2 separate regions of the Homo sapiens genome follow, and region 2 is linked to region 1. The links are chromatin loops, found by intact Hi-C in ENCODE. Cell type or tissue: IMR-90. All regions are shown on one strand. Each heading gives the region's core, and the rest is flanking DNA. Links, peaks and the distances in the headings are about the cores only.

The links. Peaks named below come from ENCODE experiments on the same cell type or tissue, not always from the same donor. Only the 100,000 strongest peaks of a DNase experiment are listed, where the experiment ranks them.
Region 2: a loop joins it to region 1, with 3.0 times the contacts of the local background. A loop is called at or near these places in 5 of 110 quality-filtered maps.

Annotation. Positions count from the first base shown.
Region 1 is chr6:37,141,013-37,149,344 of GRCh38, forward strand. No RefSeq gene overlaps it. Among named protein-coding and RNA genes, the nearest start is that of PIM1, 25 kb to the right of the region's middle. RefSeq lists an enhancer at 325-842. In IMR-90, for the core only: no CTCF peak of the experiment used is centred there; DNase peaks (open chromatin) are centred at 939 and 3,579; H3K27ac peaks cover 3,737 bases.
Region 2 is chr6:37,240,224-37,248,555 of GRCh38, forward strand. The region is part of intron 1 of TMEM217B (transmembrane protein 217B); the gene reads right to left. All of the region lies in intron 1 of TMEM217 (transmembrane protein 217), which reads right to left. Among named protein-coding and RNA genes, the nearest start is that of TBC1D22B, 13 kb to the right of the region's middle. RefSeq lists an enhancer at 1-264. In IMR-90, for the core only: no CTCF peak of the experiment used is centred there; DNase peaks (open chromatin) are centred at 2,348, 2,678, 4,708 and 6,118; H3K27ac peaks cover 6,065 bases.

The sequences.
Region 1 (8,332 bases), core at 302-8,301:
TTGCGCCAGCGCACTCCAGCCTGGGCAACGAGAGCGAAACTCCATCTCAAAACAAAAAAGAAAGAAAGAAAGAAAGAAAAACAACTTTAAAGTAAAACATAAATTATCATCTGCCTGGATGGTTTACACTGCAGGTAGATGGCATTAGTTGTGTTCTGATTTTTCAATTATTTGGCTGTGACTCCTTTTGCAGTTAGGGAAACGAAGGCATTCAAATGCATTGTACCAAGTGAAAGAATTAGAAAAAAGATTCCAAAAGCCCCAGTTTACACCCCCTTCCTTCCTGGTTTCATCATTTTGTAAAAGATCTTGTGCCTGTGTGTGTGGTAAGAGAGAAGGTAGGAAAATACCTCTGGGGAATGAGGATATCATCTCAGGGCCTTTGTTTCACTCTTTAACCTAGTAATAAATCTCTTAAAGCTCCCGTGGTATTCAGAATATCCTGTCTATGGCAAGGTCTTCCCACAGTTGTGAAAGGAATTCAAGTTTACTAAGTGGACAGAGCCCTGATATTCCAAAGGCACAGTCCAGCCCTTTTCACCTATTTGCTAATTAGAATGGCTAAATCTCAGTCCTGGGTATGCTAAATAATAGGAGGGAGGGTAAGAGAAGGCAGAACCGAAGCTGAGAAAAGAACTCTGCAGTTCCAAAACTCAGCACAACAATCAAGGGATAAAGTGGTAATTAGGCCTGATTATCATGCAAGGCAGCCCTGGTTAAATTGGAATGTAGCCGGAGAGACGAAAGGCTGGATGGAGAGTTTGCTATGCTGGAGACATGCTTTGATGTCTGCAGGGAAGGTTGTGTTTCATTCAGCCATCCAACTAACCAAAAAAAAAAAAAAAAAAAAAAAAATTGTTGCAGAAGCAATATGAAACCTTCCAAAATGCAGCATACGGGAAGCAGAAGCAGAGAGCAAGTGGCTGGGTCTGAGCTCTCCTTCTGAGTGAGTGTGTGTGTGTGTGTGTGTGTGTGTACTTAGATGCAGCTTTTCTCAGATTTACTACTCCAGCTTCTTGGATCTGTCAGAAGACAAGAGAGAAGAAAGAGTGCGCGCACCAACTATTAACTCACTATCCTTGGTTGAGCAAATTCTTATAACAAGGGAGAATGTGTCTAAGCTCGGGGCAGACTTTTTACCTGCTGTGGGGAGGAGGCAAAAGAAATAAGAGGTAAACTACTCTGTGTGTCCCTGAGAGGCCCAAAACTAAGATAACAGATGCTGATGGAGTCATCTGAGGCTGCCAGCTACCACAGCTTTTATACCAGCTGATGTAGGAAGAAGAAAATGAGCCAAGAAAGTAGGCTAATCTCCTAGAGAAACACAAAATAGGTAGCAAGTAGCATTTTTACACCTTTCACTCTTTAATTGCTTTAGACCCAGAGCTGTGAGGCACAAGGAATTCCTTTGGTGTCCTTACTTTACCTTTCTTACCGTTTTAGTGGTATTCTCTGTTCTAACATAATTGTTTTGTATGGGAGCTCACTACTTAGCTAGGGGCATGCCCCAAACCAACCCACAACTTTCAACTTCCATGCAAGAGACTTTTAATGTGACTTGGTATTGGGAGACAATCAACTTTCTACTAAATCACTGACAGAAAAACAATACCCAGGTGTGTGGTGAGATGTTATTATTTTACTTATTCACAGGGTGCTCACCATAGGAAGTAAAATGTACAATCCTGGCTTAGCATTAAGAAAGTTCACAAAGGCCAGGCGCAGTGGCTCATGCCTGTAATCCCAGCACTTGGGGAGGCTGAAGCGGGCGGATCATGAGGTCAGGAGTTCGAGACCAGTCTGACCAGAATGGTGAAACCCTGCCTCTACTAAAAATACAAAAATTAGCCAGGCGTGGTGGCGCATGCCTATAATCTCAGCTACTCAGGAGGCTGAGGCAGGAGAATCGCTTGAACCCAGGAGGCGGAGGTTGCAGCGAGCTGAGATAGAGCCAGTGCACTCCAGCCTGGGAGACAGAGCAAGACTCCGTCTCAAAAGAAAATAATAATAATAGTAATAAGTTCATGAAAATACAAAAATCGGCCAGGTGTGGTGGCTCACGCCTGTAATCCCAGCACTTTGGGAGGCTGAGGTGGGCAGATCACCTGAGGTCAGGAGTTCGAGATCAGCCTGGGCAACACGGTGAAACTCCATCTCTACTAAAAATACAAAATTAGCCGGGCGTGGTGACACATGCCTGTAATCCCAGCTACTCAGGAGGCTGAGGCAGGAGAATCGCTTGAACCTGGGAGGCGGAGGATGCGGTGAGCTGAGATCGCACCATTGCACTCCAGCCTGGGCAACAAGAGTAAATCTCCGTCTCACCAAAAAAAAAAAAAAAGGAAAAAAAAAGAAAAAAGGAAAGAAAAGAAAATACAAAAATCCTACATGGGAGACTACATGGAATTTCTATTCCTTAAGGATCGCCAAAATAAGACCCACTCATCACTATGTTCTATCATCCAGGCACATAGTTTAATTTTATTTTAAAAAGGAATAAAGTAAGTTGTTGATCAGATTATCTTGAAGGAATTAGAAGAGCATTTAATATATGTACAACACGTGGCTTCTTGGGTTTATCACAACTTTTTCCTCTCTGCATTTGCAATGAATGGACCATCCACAGAATCTGCTGTCTTTTGCTGTGATTTCTTCTGTTACCCCAGTTTACTTTTAAGACTGGTGTAAAATAATAATGACGTATATTTGCCATAAAGAGCTTGTACAATAACTACAGATACAAACCTTTTGTAACACCTGTCACTACCGATATTGAAACTATACTTCAGAAATTGTATGAGTGAAGAGTGATGCATTCATATAATAGACTGTTTCCCCCCAAAACAGTGCCACTTGATTTAGGAGAAACTCTAGTTAATCTCTTTTATAAAATTCCCTGAAATTACTCTTGTAACCTGCAGCATGAATTTAGGATAAATAAATTGCACAAGATTGAAAATACCCTTTCAGATATTTTGTACACTCTGGAAATAAATTGTGGGGTTTTGTTTTTACTCATCTTTTAAAAAGAAAAAAGATAGAGGGCCGAGTGCGGTGGCTCGCGCCTGTAATCCCAGCACTTTGGGAGGCCAAGGGGGGCAGATCATGAGGTCAAGAGTTTGAGACCATCCTGGCTAACAAGGCGAAACTCTGTCTTTACTAAAAATACAAAAAATTAGCTGGGCGTGGTGGCGGGCGCCTGTAGTCCCAGCTACTCAGGAGGCTGAGGCAGGAGAATCGCTTGAACCTGGGAGGCAGAGGTTGCAGTGAGCCAAGATGGTGCCACTGCACTCCAGCCTGGGCTACAGAGCATGACTCCGTCTCAAAAAAAAAAAAGAGAGAGAGGAGAGGAAAGGAAAATGAGCCTTAGCAGCTGTGTATTTTTTAAACAATAAGAAAATAGCATTCCCCAGAATTTCCAGTAAAACCCATAAGATTTAGGCAGTTCATCCCTGAAGTATGTGTGGGATGCTGGGAGCTCCCTGGCTTTTCCAGGCAACCCCACCCCCAAAAAACTCCCCACAAAAAAACAAAAGCAGATGGGCTGCATCTGAACGAATCAAACTCCCCAGGGGCCAGAGCTCTCTGCTCTAAATGCTAATAGAGTGAGTAATCAGAAACCTACATTTGGTAAATTATTTATCTTATCTCTGGAACTCAGCAAAGCATCGAAGACAGCAACTTCTGTAGAAAGATGTTGTTGGTCAAGAGCTCCAGCTGGAATTCGTACTTTTACTAGAAAAGGGAAAAGTTCAGAGACCAGTGTGTCTCATGAAGCAATAATTTTTTTTTTTTTAAATGACCAAAAGCAAAGCCAAGGAAAACTGACTTCACAGTTCCATGGAACAGGTCTGGTTCATGTTTTGTCTAATGAGCCTTACGTTCCATCCGTATTAGGGTAATGGCAAAACAAACCAATAGACAATATAGATCCCCAAAGAGATGGGAATAGGTTCTGTAGTCCCCATCTCCACTCTACTTTTCCTTGCAGAGGGCCATAAGAGATACGACTAACCTGGGGCCGGGCTCTGTGGCGCATGTCTGTAATCCCAGCACTTTGGGAGGCCGAGGCGGGTGGATCACGAGCTCAAGAGTTTGAGACCAGCCTGACCAACATGGTGAAACCCCATCTTTACTAAAAATACAAAAATTAGCTGGGCGTGGTGGCGCCTGTCTGTAATCTCAGCTACTCGGGAGGCTGAGGCAGAAGAATCACTTGAATCCGGGAGACAGAGGTTGCAGTGAGCTGAGATCGCACCACTGCACTCCAGCCTGGGCAACAGAGCAAGACTGCGTCTCAAAAAAAAAAAAAGAAAAGAAAAGAAAAAGAGTAACCTGGAACAGTGGTTCTTTTTTTTTTTTTTTTTTTTTGAAACGTAGTCTCACTCTTTCACCCAGGCTGGAATACAGTGGAGAAATCTCGGCTCACTGCAACCTCTGCCACCTGGGTTCAAGCGATTCTCTTGCCTCAGCCTCCAGAGCGGCTAGGATTACAGGTGCGAGCCATCACACCTGGCTAATTTTTGTATTTTTAATAGAGACGGGGTTTCGCCATGTTGTTCAGGCTAGTCTTGAACCCACCTCAGCCTCCCAAAGTGCTGGGATAACAGGCATGAGTCACCGCATCCGGCCTGGGAACAGCGATTCTTGAACTTGAGCATCCAGCATCAGAGGGCTTGTGAACATTCAGGATGCTGGGCTCCAACTCCTGCGTTTCTGATTCTATTGGCTTGCTGGCGTAGGGCCTGTGAATTTTCATTTCCACCTTTGCTGGTGCAAGGGCTACATTTTGAGAAGCACTGGTCTAGAGAATGGGGTGTTTTCACAATCTGGTTTGGTGTCTGTAGAATCTAGGCACCCACCCTCAGAGAATATAAGGAGATTTGTAGGTTTAAGGTCTTTGACTGGGATATTGACAGAGGAATTAGCCCTACTAATGAATCTTATCACTTTCCCCTATTTTACAAAACACTTTAACTTTGTAACTCAATCTATCCATGATTAACCTTTTTTTTTTTTTTTTTTTTTGAGACTGAGTCTTGCTGTGTTGCCCAGGCTGGAGTGCAGTGGTGCAGTCTCGGCTTGCTGCAATCTCTGCCTCCCGGGTTCAAGCAATTCTCCTGCCTCAGCCTCCCGAGTAGCTGGGATTACAAGCGCCCACCACCACGCCCAGCTAATTTTTTTGTATTTTTAGTAGAGATGGGGTTTCACCATGTTGCCTAGGCTGGTTTCGAGCTCCTAATCTCAAGTGAGCCACCTGTCTTGGCCTCCCAAAGTGCTAGGATTACAGGCATGAGCCACCATGCCCAGCCGATTAACAGTATATTTATAAACTTTTAGCACTCCCACTTGCTTTGTGTCCCCCATAGTCCTAGGCGCTTTTGAGTTCAATAGAATTAAGCAGATAGGAAGGTAAAGGTTTCATTTGAATAAATAACGGTTGTATAAGTCACATTCACATTTATAAATACATTAAGAATTTTGTTTTGCCACCGGGTGCGGTGGCTCACGCATGCAATCCCAGCACTTTGGGAGGCCAAGGCGGGCAGATCACAAGGTCAGGAGATCAAGACCATCCTGGCCAACATGGTGAAACCCCATCTCTACTAAAAATACAAAAATTAGCCGGGTGTGGTGGCGTGTGCCTGTAATCCCAGCTACTCAGGAGGCTGAGGCAGGAGAATCACTTGAACCAGGGAGTCGGAGGTTGCAGTGAGCAGAGATCGCACCACTGCACTCCAGCCTGGTGACAGAGCCAGAATCCGTCCCCCACAAAAAAGAATTTTGTTTTGCCTCTACAAAACTTTATCAGTTCATCCACCTGGTGAACTCAACTCTGACTGATTGAATTGTGAAATAAGAGGAATTCAAATGATTCCTTTCCCTTTGCTTCTTTCCTTCAAACAACAAATATATTTGCAGTGCATATTTGTTTGTTTTAGAGACAGAGTCTCATCTGTCTCCCAGGCTTTGTTGCAGTGGCACCATCATAGCTCACTGCAGCCTGGAACTCCTGGACTCAAGCGATCATCTTCCTACTTTAACCTCCTGAGTAAATGGGATGACAGGGTTGCACCACTATGTCTGGTTAATTTTTTTTTTTTTTTCGAGACGGAGTCTCGCCCTGTCGCCCAGGCTGGAGTACAGTGATGTGATCACGGCTCACTGCAACCTCCACCTCCCGGGTTCAAGTGATTCTTCTGTCGCAGTAGCTGGGACCACAGGCACGTGCCACCATACCAGCTAATCTTTGTAGTTTTTAGTAGAGACAGGATTTCACCATGTTGGCGAGGCTGGTCTTGAACTCCTGACCTCGTGATCCACCCACCTCGGCCTCCCAAAGTGCTGGGATTACAGGTGTGAGCCACTGCGCCCAGCCAAGAAAAGGTCTTTCTATGTTGCCCAGGCTGGTCCTGATCTCCTGGCCTCAAGTGATCCTCCTGCCTCAGCCTCCCAAAGTGCTGGGATTACAGACATGAGCCACTGTGCCCAGCCTAGGAATGCATATTGTATATATGGATAATAACAATTAAAAAATGTAAGTCAGACTATTGAATCTAAGGGGATATGAGTGCAAGTAACTACACACATGGTGGTGGCTCGGGAAAGCTTTTACAGCAGGTGGGCCTGCTGAAAATCCTTCCACGGCCTTCTACCACTCTTCAGATAAAATTCATACTCCTCAGAAAGGCACACACAGGCTGGGCACGGTGGCACACACCTGTAATCCCAGCACTTTGGGAGGCCGAGGCGGGTGGATTGCCTGAGATCAGGCGTTCGAGGTCAGCCTGGCCAACATGGTGAAACCCCGTCTCTACTAAAAATACAAAAAGTAGGAGAGTGTGGTGGTGCATGCCTGTAGTCCCAGCTACTTGGGAGGCTGAGGCAGGAGAATCACTTGAACCTGGGAGGCAGAGGTTGCAATGAGCCAAGATTACACCACTGCACTCCACACTCCAGCCTAGGTGACAGAGTGAGATTCCATCTCAAAAAAAAAAAAAAAGAAAGAAAGAAAGGCATACACAGCTCTTCATGATCACCTGTGGCTGCTTGTTCAGTTGAATTTCTCTCCACTCCCTTTTCACTCCAGGGACCATACTCAGCAGCAAGGTAAAAGTCTGTGATAATGTGAATTTCAGATGTAGCTGCAACTGATAATTTGTTCTCTATCAAGCTCCCACTCCCCTTCTCAAATGGGGGTAAAATGTTGGAGGTGGGGCAGCTGAGAAGTGACTGCCTCATGATCATCTGGACTTTCTCACTTCAGTGAGCCTTGGTTGTGTACATAAGGAATTTCACTATCTTTACCTTGTGTGCTTTTCCTGATAGCACAGATCCTACTGAAAAATAACCATTTTTCTTTAACTTCACAATGATAATGCAACCTTTTCCTCTATTTTGTGCTTATAAAATTTTTGGATTAGCTGGGTGTGGTGGCACATGCCTGTAATCCCAGCTACTCCGGAGGCTGAGGCAGGAGAATCGCTTGAACCTGGGAGGCGGAGGTTGCGGTGAGCCGAGATTGCGCCATTGCACTCCAATCTGGGCAACAAGAGCGAAACTCCGTCTCAAAAATAAATACATAAATAAAAATGTTTGCACCCTACTTACTACAGCATGACTTTTTTTTTTCTGTTCATGCAAATTCATGCCTCTGGATGTTTGCACATGCTTTTTCTTATTGCTGAAATTTGAGTTTTCCCATCCTATCCTTCCACTAGCTGATTCTTCCATTTATTTTCATGTTTCAGGACCCATGGGCTGCCTCTGCGCTGAAGCCTTACCTGATCCTGGAGATCAGATTTAAAGGGTTTCATTGCTTTTTTTTTTTTTTTTTTTTTGAGACGGAGTTTCGCTCTTGTCGCCCAGGCTGGAGTGCAATGGTGTGATCTCGGCTCACTGCAACCTCTGCCTCCCGGGTTCAAGCGATTCTCCTGCCTCAGCCTCCCGAGTATCTGGTGCCTGGGACTACAGGCGCCACCATGCCCAGCTAATTTTGTATTTTTAGTAGAGATGGGGTTTCTCCATGTTGGTCAGGCTGGTCTAGAACTTCTAACCTCAGGTGACCTGCCCGCCTCAGCCTCCCAAAGTGCTGAGATTAAGGTGTGAGCCACCATGCCTGGCCAAAAGGCAACTATTTTTATGATCAGGTTCAATAGTCCCTCATGTGCGTATCTGTATAAATTCATATTGATGTCTAGGATCTTCTCACTTGTGAATCTTATTTTTATTATTTTTGAGACAGAATCTTGCTCTTGTTGCCCAGGCTGGAGTGCAATGGTGTGATCTCAGCTCATGGCAACCTCCACCTCCTGGGTTCACGCGATTCTCG
Region 2 (8,332 bases), core at 21-8,020, 99 kb after region 1:
GAATCCAAGAGTAGCGTAGGTGGGTGGTTCTGGTTCAAGGTTTCTCACAGGGCTGCTGTCAAGCTGTTGGCCTGGGCTGGGGGCCATCTAAAGGCTCTACTTGTGGGAGGGAAGTTTCATCCAAGCTCGCTCTCTCTGACTGTTGGCAGGAAGCCACAGTTCTTTCTTGGCTGTTGGCCAGAGAACTCAGTTCCTCACCTCCTGGGCCTTTCTATAGTCCACTTGAATTTCCTCATGACATGGCCACTGGCTTCCCCCAGAGTAAGTGATGAGAGAGAGAGAGAGAGAGACCAAAATGGAAGCTGCACTGTCTTAGTAATCTCAGAAGTGATATCCATCACTTCAGCTATTTAATTGGTCACACTCACTGACCCTGCAGGGGACTATGGGGAGAGGACAACATAAGGGTGTAAATACCAGGAGGCCAGGATTATTGAGGCAAACTTGAGGCCGGCTATCACATCTCTATGTATGTATACATGTATGTGTGTGTATTTGAGAAACATGATTAATTTAAAACAGAAAAATAAATTTAAAAAAAGACATAAAAACAAAACATCAAATGGTTGTTACTAATTCACTCTTCCATCAAAAATATATGTACCTATCTGTTTTAGCACACATTTGCTATCATTTGGTATTACTATTTTAAGATTCTATTTTGATTTATTCTCTTCATTTAACCTAGTAGTAGGTGAAAATATTTTAATTTTTGTATCTTATTGATTATTCCTAAGGTTGAACATTTATGAAGTATTTGTTAACCAGTTTTACTGACCTTTTTGCAAGTTATGTCTTTACTTAATATATTAATGTATCAGGATATTAGCATTTTTTCAATGTGCATGAGTTCTATATATAATAAAAGTATTACTCTTTTTTTTTTTTTTTTTGAGACAGGGTCTTGCTCTGTCTCCCAGGCTGGAGTGTAGTGGCACAATCTTGGCTCACTGCACCTTTGACCTCCTGGGCCCCAGTCTCCCAAGTAGTTAGAACTACAGCTGCGTGACACCATACCTGGTTAATTTTTTTTTTTTAGAAACGGGGTCTCACTATGTTGCCCAGGCTAAAGGTGTTACTCTTTGTCAAAGAAAAAAAAGGTGGCTGTCTACGTGGTGGGGAATATGAAGACCCTTCACTCCTCAGCGGCAGAGCTCCAAGGAGGGAAGCAGGACCTCAAAAGCGACATCTCAGCATTGTACCTGGAGAGGGGACTGGACCCTGAGCACTAGGGATTCTGTCTTCCCTCCTCCAACCTCAGTAAGGATTCCTACAACTCATGTGCGGCTAGAAGCAGGTGCTGGCAGGATCCAAGGTCCCCATTCTTGGGCTGGCATGAGGCAGCTGTCAGCACCCCCAGTGATGCTACAGGTTTTCTGTTCCAGGTTCTACATCTGGATTCTGGGTCATCCCTGGGAGCCAGAGGGATCCCCAGTGATAAGAGAGATTGAATTTTTTTCTAGTCTGGCAATATCCAGGCCAATTTAATTAGATTTTTAAAATACAAATGGACATTTTGTATATATATAAGCTTGAATTCTTAGAGACATACATTCTATATTTTCTTATTTAAAACTCCATTAACTTTTTAAAAAAGTTATTGAGATAATTTATGACCTCTTCTCACTCCTTTTCCTTGGCTTTGTATGTAACCGTGTAAATTTGCACTGTAACTAAACACTAACACAAGAGATGGCTTTATCGCGTTGTCTTTATTTTCAAAAAGTAATATGAAGTCTGTTTTGGCCTGCTTCCTCAGGGAGTTAGGGAAAAATTCGATCTCAATTTTTTTTTTTTTTTTTTTGCCTGCTCTTTCCCTGCCCCTTGATGGAGTCACATAGAACCCCCTGAGTTCACCCAATCTTGGAATCTGAGGGAAGAGTTCTAGACTTCAAGACAGTGTGGTCACTGTGAAGGGCTTGATGTCCAGACTTCAGTGGTCCCACTGCTCATAGCCCTGGAGACTATGGCTTAGAGCTCAGTCCCCAGCCAAGTGTCCACTCAGCTAACCCATCAAACATTCTGCCACTCTGGGGTCTGGGAGAGAGTCAAACACAGGCCCCCACGGTGGGCAGAACCTGTACCTCTCTATTCCCCCCAAGGGAAGGAAATTCCACATGCTGTAGAAAGCTGGGAACCATTCTATTCACCCTCAACTTTTCAAATCAGCACTCCCTACTCATCCATATCATCTAGATCTTTTCTTTGCCTTTAAGAGCCTAGATTTTCCAAAACAAAAGTTCTTTAACTCTCTGAGTGGGGAAGAGATGGGCAGTCTTCTTAAGCCTACAAAGAGAAAAGCCTGTCATGCTTTGGTGGTGAATCAGCTGACAAACAGGGAAACCAGCCCCAGCTTGGAATGAGGTAATTCTGACAGTAAATCACACTACTTCATACAAAGCCCTCATGATCTGACTGGGACCCAACTTTCCAGGGGTATTGCTAAGCATTCCTTCTCATGTATCTAATACTCCCACTTCCTCAAATATTTTTTCTCCCCTTCTTCACCTGCTCATCTCTCAAGGTATTCAGATCCTTAAAAAGGTGTCAGGGCTCTAGGTTGGCATCTGTAATTCCTTTGGCCTTACTTTTGTGGTCATAAGCTGACTGCCCCAGTGACTCACACCAGTATCCCAGGCAGGAGTGTGCCAGTAAGCTCTCTTCCATGTTTGTCTCTTTCATAGGAAGTAAAACATTTCCCAGAAAACCCCTAGCAGTCTTCTTCTCATGGCTCATTGGTCAGAACTGGGTCACATGGCACATGTAGCTGCAGGAGAGGCTGGGAAAGCAAGTTTCTGGCAAAGTTGAATGGGATCGCCATAACTTGTTTAGGTAAATTATGATTTATGCCCACACTGTGAACACAGTTGCCCTGCCCCTACAAAAAAAAGAGCCCCCTTAAAAAAGAATATGGAAGGAAATAACTAATAAAGTCCACCACGGAGATGTTGTCCCATTAATTATTCCATCTTCTTTAATTTGGCAAGGGCTATTACTCTCTGTTTGCCCCTTCTTCCACTCTGAAACAGGGCGTTTAGTTATAAATTCGGTTGGCCAGAATAAGGTTTACGTTTTCCAGCTTTCTGTGCAGCTGAGTGTGGTCATGTGACCAAGTCCTGAGAATGGATTGAAAGGGGGAAAAAAATGGAGGAAACCACCAGGTATTGAAGAGAAAGGTCATGTTCTCCCTGTCCTTCTTCCCAGTGTAATTGCCCAGTGGGTTCTTCCTGCCTGCTACACAGACAAAACCAATTCACTGAGACCATGACACTGCAGTAAAGAAAGAGTTTAATTGATATGAGGCTGGCCATATCATATGGGATATGGAGTTATTACTCAAATCAATCTCCCCAAAGGCTCAGAGGTTAGGGTTTTGTTTTGTTTTGTTTTTTGAGACAGAGTTTCTCTCTTGTTGCCCAGGCTGGAGTGCAATGGCATGATCTCGGCTCACTGCAACCTCCGCCTCCTGGGTTCAAGCGATTCTCCTGCCTCAGCATCCCAACTAGCTGGGATTACAGGCATGCACCACCACACCTGGCTAGGGTTTTTCGAGGATAGTTTGGTGAGCAGAGGACTAGGGAATGGGTGGTGCTGACTGGTGGGGAATGCCATCATAAGGATGTGGAAAACTCCTTGTGTGCTGAGTCTGCCTCTGGATGGGGGGGTGCACAGGACCGGTTCAGTCAGGAGCCAGGAGCCCACATGGAGTCAGCCAGTCCTCAGAAATGCAAGTCTGAAAAGACGTCTCAAAAGGCCAATCTTAGGTTCTACAGTAGTGATGTTATCTACAGGGGAACTGGGGAAGTTACAAATTTTGTGACCTCTGGAACAGTGGCTGGTTATCATTTAACTCCACCTACATTTTAGTAGAACTCAGGCCCCTCTCATAATCCTAACCTTGTGGACTTTTATTAGTTTTACAAAGGTGGTTTAGTTTTGGGAAGGGCTATTGTCATCTTTGCTTTAAGGTTAAAATGTAAACTAAATTCTTTCCAAAGTTTGGCTTATGCATAGGAATGAACAAGGAGAATCTGGAGGTTAGAAGCAAGAAGGAGTCAACTGTGTCAGATTTCTCTTACTGTCGTAGTTTTGCAAAGGCAGTTTCACCAGAGGCTGAAACCCCTATGGGAGAAAAACTGTAAACTTCTTTCACATGAGGGAGAAAAACCGTAAACTTCTATTGTGTCTAAAGCACTATTATTTTCCAGCTACACTTATAGCCTAACAAATACAACTGCCTCCAATCCTTGGCCTATAAACATGTTGAAGTCTCGTCTACCTCAACTTCTCCCTTGACCCCATGTTTCTCTCTAATTTACTTTCAGTCTTTCTCTGTGTAAGTCAGAGCAAGCAACAAGTGCCAACTCTTGGCTGATTTAAGCAGAAAAACCATGGCTCATAGACTTGTGGAGAAATCTGGAGAATCATATGTGTGTTGGCCGTATATTGTCACAATAACATCACATAAACAACCATAAAACCACAATGGCATGTAACAATGGACATGTATTTAATACACAAGTTTGTGAGGTTCAGTTTATCTGGGGCTGGGCTGGGCTGAGCTGAGCTGATCTCAGCTGGACTCGCTCAAGTGTCTGAGGTCAACTGTTGGTTGGCCAGGCAATTTTGTTGATTTTGGCTCAGCTAATTCATACGTCAAAGGCTCAACTGGCTGTTGGCTGAACTAGGATGGCCTCAGCTGGGATAACTTAGGGAGACTTGGCCTAGTTCCACATGTTTTTCATCATCCAGCAGGCTAGCCTAGACATGTTCTCATGGCAATGGCAGAGAGCAACAGTGACAGCAAGCCAATCACACAAGTGCTTTGCAAGCCATGGCTTGGGTAATGTTTACTAACATCCCATTGACCAAAGTAAGTCAAAAGGGTGAGCCCAGTCAGAATGAGGAAGTCCAACAAGATGAGATCCTCCAGTGAAGAATTAAGATCGTGAATGCAACCAATCTACCATACTATGTTCAGAGGTTTTTCCTTACAGGGCGGTAGGTAGCCCCAACATCATAACACAGAGCTGGGTCACTGAAGACACTGCCACTGCTGCTAATGAGCATTTGACTCCATAGGTACACTGAGAGGCTCAGCACCAGATCCTGAATGTTGCTGTTGCCACAGCTATTCTCCCAAACTGGGGGTTGCTGCCATGCTGGCATTGCCCATTAGTGGAATGGATTCTGTGCTGCTTCTGCTTCTTTGCATCACAAACTCCTCCCGATTCGAAGTCTAGAGTGGGTGCATTTTATTAGCAGAGCCCACAACATGTGCCATGACTTAGTTCACAGGAAGGTTGGGAAAATAAGTAGCTGGCATTTTCAGCTATAATACTAGGAGGTGGGCTCTGCTTCCCAATGAGTTTCATAGAGTGGGAAATTCTCCGTATGTGGGAAAGGGATTTATATCATGGGCAGCAAAAACACCAACACAGAACAACAGTGACAATAAGGAAGAGGAGGAGCAGGAGGAGGAGGAGGAGGAAGAGCAGGAGGAGGACGAGGAGGAGGAGGAGATGGAGGAGGAGATCTACTAGCCTCTCATTTTCTTTTCTTTTCTTTCTTTCTTTCTTTCTTTTTTTTTTTTGAGAGGGAGTTTTGCTCTTGTTGCCCAGGCTGGAGTGCAATGGCGCAATTTTGGCTCACCGCAACCTCTGCCTCCCGGGTTCAAGCGATTCTCCTGCCTCAGCCTCCCGAGTAGCTGTAATCACAGGCGTGCACCACCAAGCCCGGCTAATTCTGTATTTTTTTTAGTAGAGAAGGGGTTTCTCCATGTTGGTCAGGCTGGTCTCGAACTCTTGACCTCAAGTGATCCACCTGCCTCGGCCTCCCAAAGTGCTGGGATTACAGGCGTGAGCCACTGCGCCCGGCCAACAGGCTCTCATTTTCTTGACAGCTAAGTTTCTTGAAAGCGTATTCTTGGCTCACTTTTCTCTTCTACTTCTCCTCTAATTCTCTCCTGCAGTAATCAGCTTTTGCCACAACAATGATGCAAAATTCAGTGGCTTAAAACCACAAGCATCTATTTTTCTTATTCAAGCTTCAGGCTGAAGGTTGCCTGGAGTGGGTTCCAGGCTTCAGTCTGGATTTTTGTCTGCTCCCACATGTCTGTTATCTTCCTTGGGCCAGTAGCTCCCCAGGGCATGCTCTTCTCATAGTGCAGGCATGGGAGTGGAAACATATGATACTTCTTGAGGCAAACTGTTACTTTTGCTCACATTCCACTGGCCAGAAGTCTTGCAGGGAAATATACTCCATCTACTCTCATGCACTGCAAGAGGGAGTGAAAAACTGACAATAATCTGGTCTACTTCTACTCTTCATCTGGCTTCTGACCCTGCTGTGCCATTAGGGTCAACTCACAATTGCCAAATTAAATAGACATTTCTCAGGCTGGGCATGGTGGTTCACGTCTGTAACCCCGGCACTTTGGGAGGCTGAGGCGGGAGGATCACTTGAGCTCAGGAGTTTGAGACTAGCCTGGGCAACATAGTGAGACCCTATCTCTACAAAATAATTTTAAAAATTAGCTGATGTGGTGGCACATGCTATGATCCCAGCTATTCAGGAGGTTCAGGTGGAAGGACTGCTTGAGCATGGGAGGTCAAGGCCGCAGTGAGCCATGATTGTGCCACTGCGTTCTAGCCTGGGCAACAGAGCAAGACTCTGTCTCAAAAAAAAAAAAAAAATTCTCAGAAGATGGGGAGACAGCCAGGTGCCGGGTCCCGCAGTACCTATCAGGCATGGTTAGGAGTTTGGATTTCATTCTAAGTGTAGCAGAAGCCATTTAATAGATATGTGACTAGAGTGGTCCTTCTACAATGCAGATCTGGTCATGTCATGTCCCAGCTTAAACTGGCAATGAATGTCCCATTGCCTAGAGGAAAAGGTAACATAAGACTTATATGGCCTTAGAAGTCTACTATGATAGACCCCTGCTGCAGTATCTTTTGTCCCTGCACACCATTCCTTGTACTCTTTGGTCTTACCATGTAGAGCTACTTATGGTTAATTTTAGTTTGGATTCTCCAAGAAGCTGACCCTGAGACAAGGATTTGAGTCCAAGTAGTTTATTTGGAGGTGACAGAAACACGAGTGGGGAAAGAGGTAGAAGTGATATAGGGGAAGGAAGGCAGTCAATAAAGGGCGAACTTTTTTACTTTTTTTTTTTTTTTTTGAGATGGAGTCTCGCTCTGTTGCCAGGCTGGAGTGCGGTGACGCGACCTCAGCTCACTGCAACCTCTGCCTCCCGGGTTAAAGCAATTCTACTGCCTCAGCCTCCCAAGTAGCTGGGACTACAGGTGCGTGCCACCACAACCAGCTAATTTTTGTATTTTTGGTAGAGATGGGGTTTCACCATGTTGGCCAGGATGGTCTCGATCTCCTGACCTCGTGATTCACCCACTTCGGCCTCCCAAAGTGCTGGGATTACAGGCATGAACCCGGCAAGGGCAAACTATTAAGCCAACTACCACAATGGACAACAGGAGCTTAATCCTGTGAAAAAAACTCTGAGAAACACACACCTCAGAATTATCCCCTGTAAGTGTTGAAGGAGCTTGGGTGTTTACCAACTCCTGAGAGTCAGTCACTAGTTGAGGGCTGCTCCCAGGAGGAGTTAACTCTTAGACATTTCCAATATGCCATGAGTGTGAACAGCATGGTTTTCCATAGTTCTCGGGAGATGGGGGAAGAGCCTTCAGGCACATGAAGAGGATGAGGGATGTGGGTGAGGTACTGACAGCATCTCCTACAGTTTCTCATATGTAATTTCTCCTTGTAGACATCCATAGTTCCATGTAGGTCTCATTCTTCTGCCTAGGATGCTTTTCCCTGCCTCTTTACCTAGTAAAATCACACTCATCTTTCAAGGCCTTCCTCAGCTTCCCAATCAGAGAGGATCATGCTCCACTCTGTGTCTTCTTAGGACATATTATAGTATACACCTCCATTTTTATCACTTGTCATGCTGCTTTACTTACTAACCAGACTCCTCTACTAGATTATACACTTGTTGAGGACAGGGGCTGTATGTTTACAGTGCTTAATATAGTTTAGTGCCAGGAATACAGTAGATGCTCAATAAAAGCTAGTTAGAAGAATTAATTTCTATCTACAGTGTGTGGCAATGATCTGGTGCAGTGCTGCATTGAATTGAGGTCAACCTGAGGCAAAATCATATGTTTTTACCCCCTTTCTCACCTTCATGGCATTCCCCTCCCTTCACTCACCCAATACCTTGCTCTTCTTTCTCTTTAGCCTAATATCAAAATCTGCTTCTAGTTACTTCTCTTACATTAAAGGAGCACAAGAAATAGGAAACCTG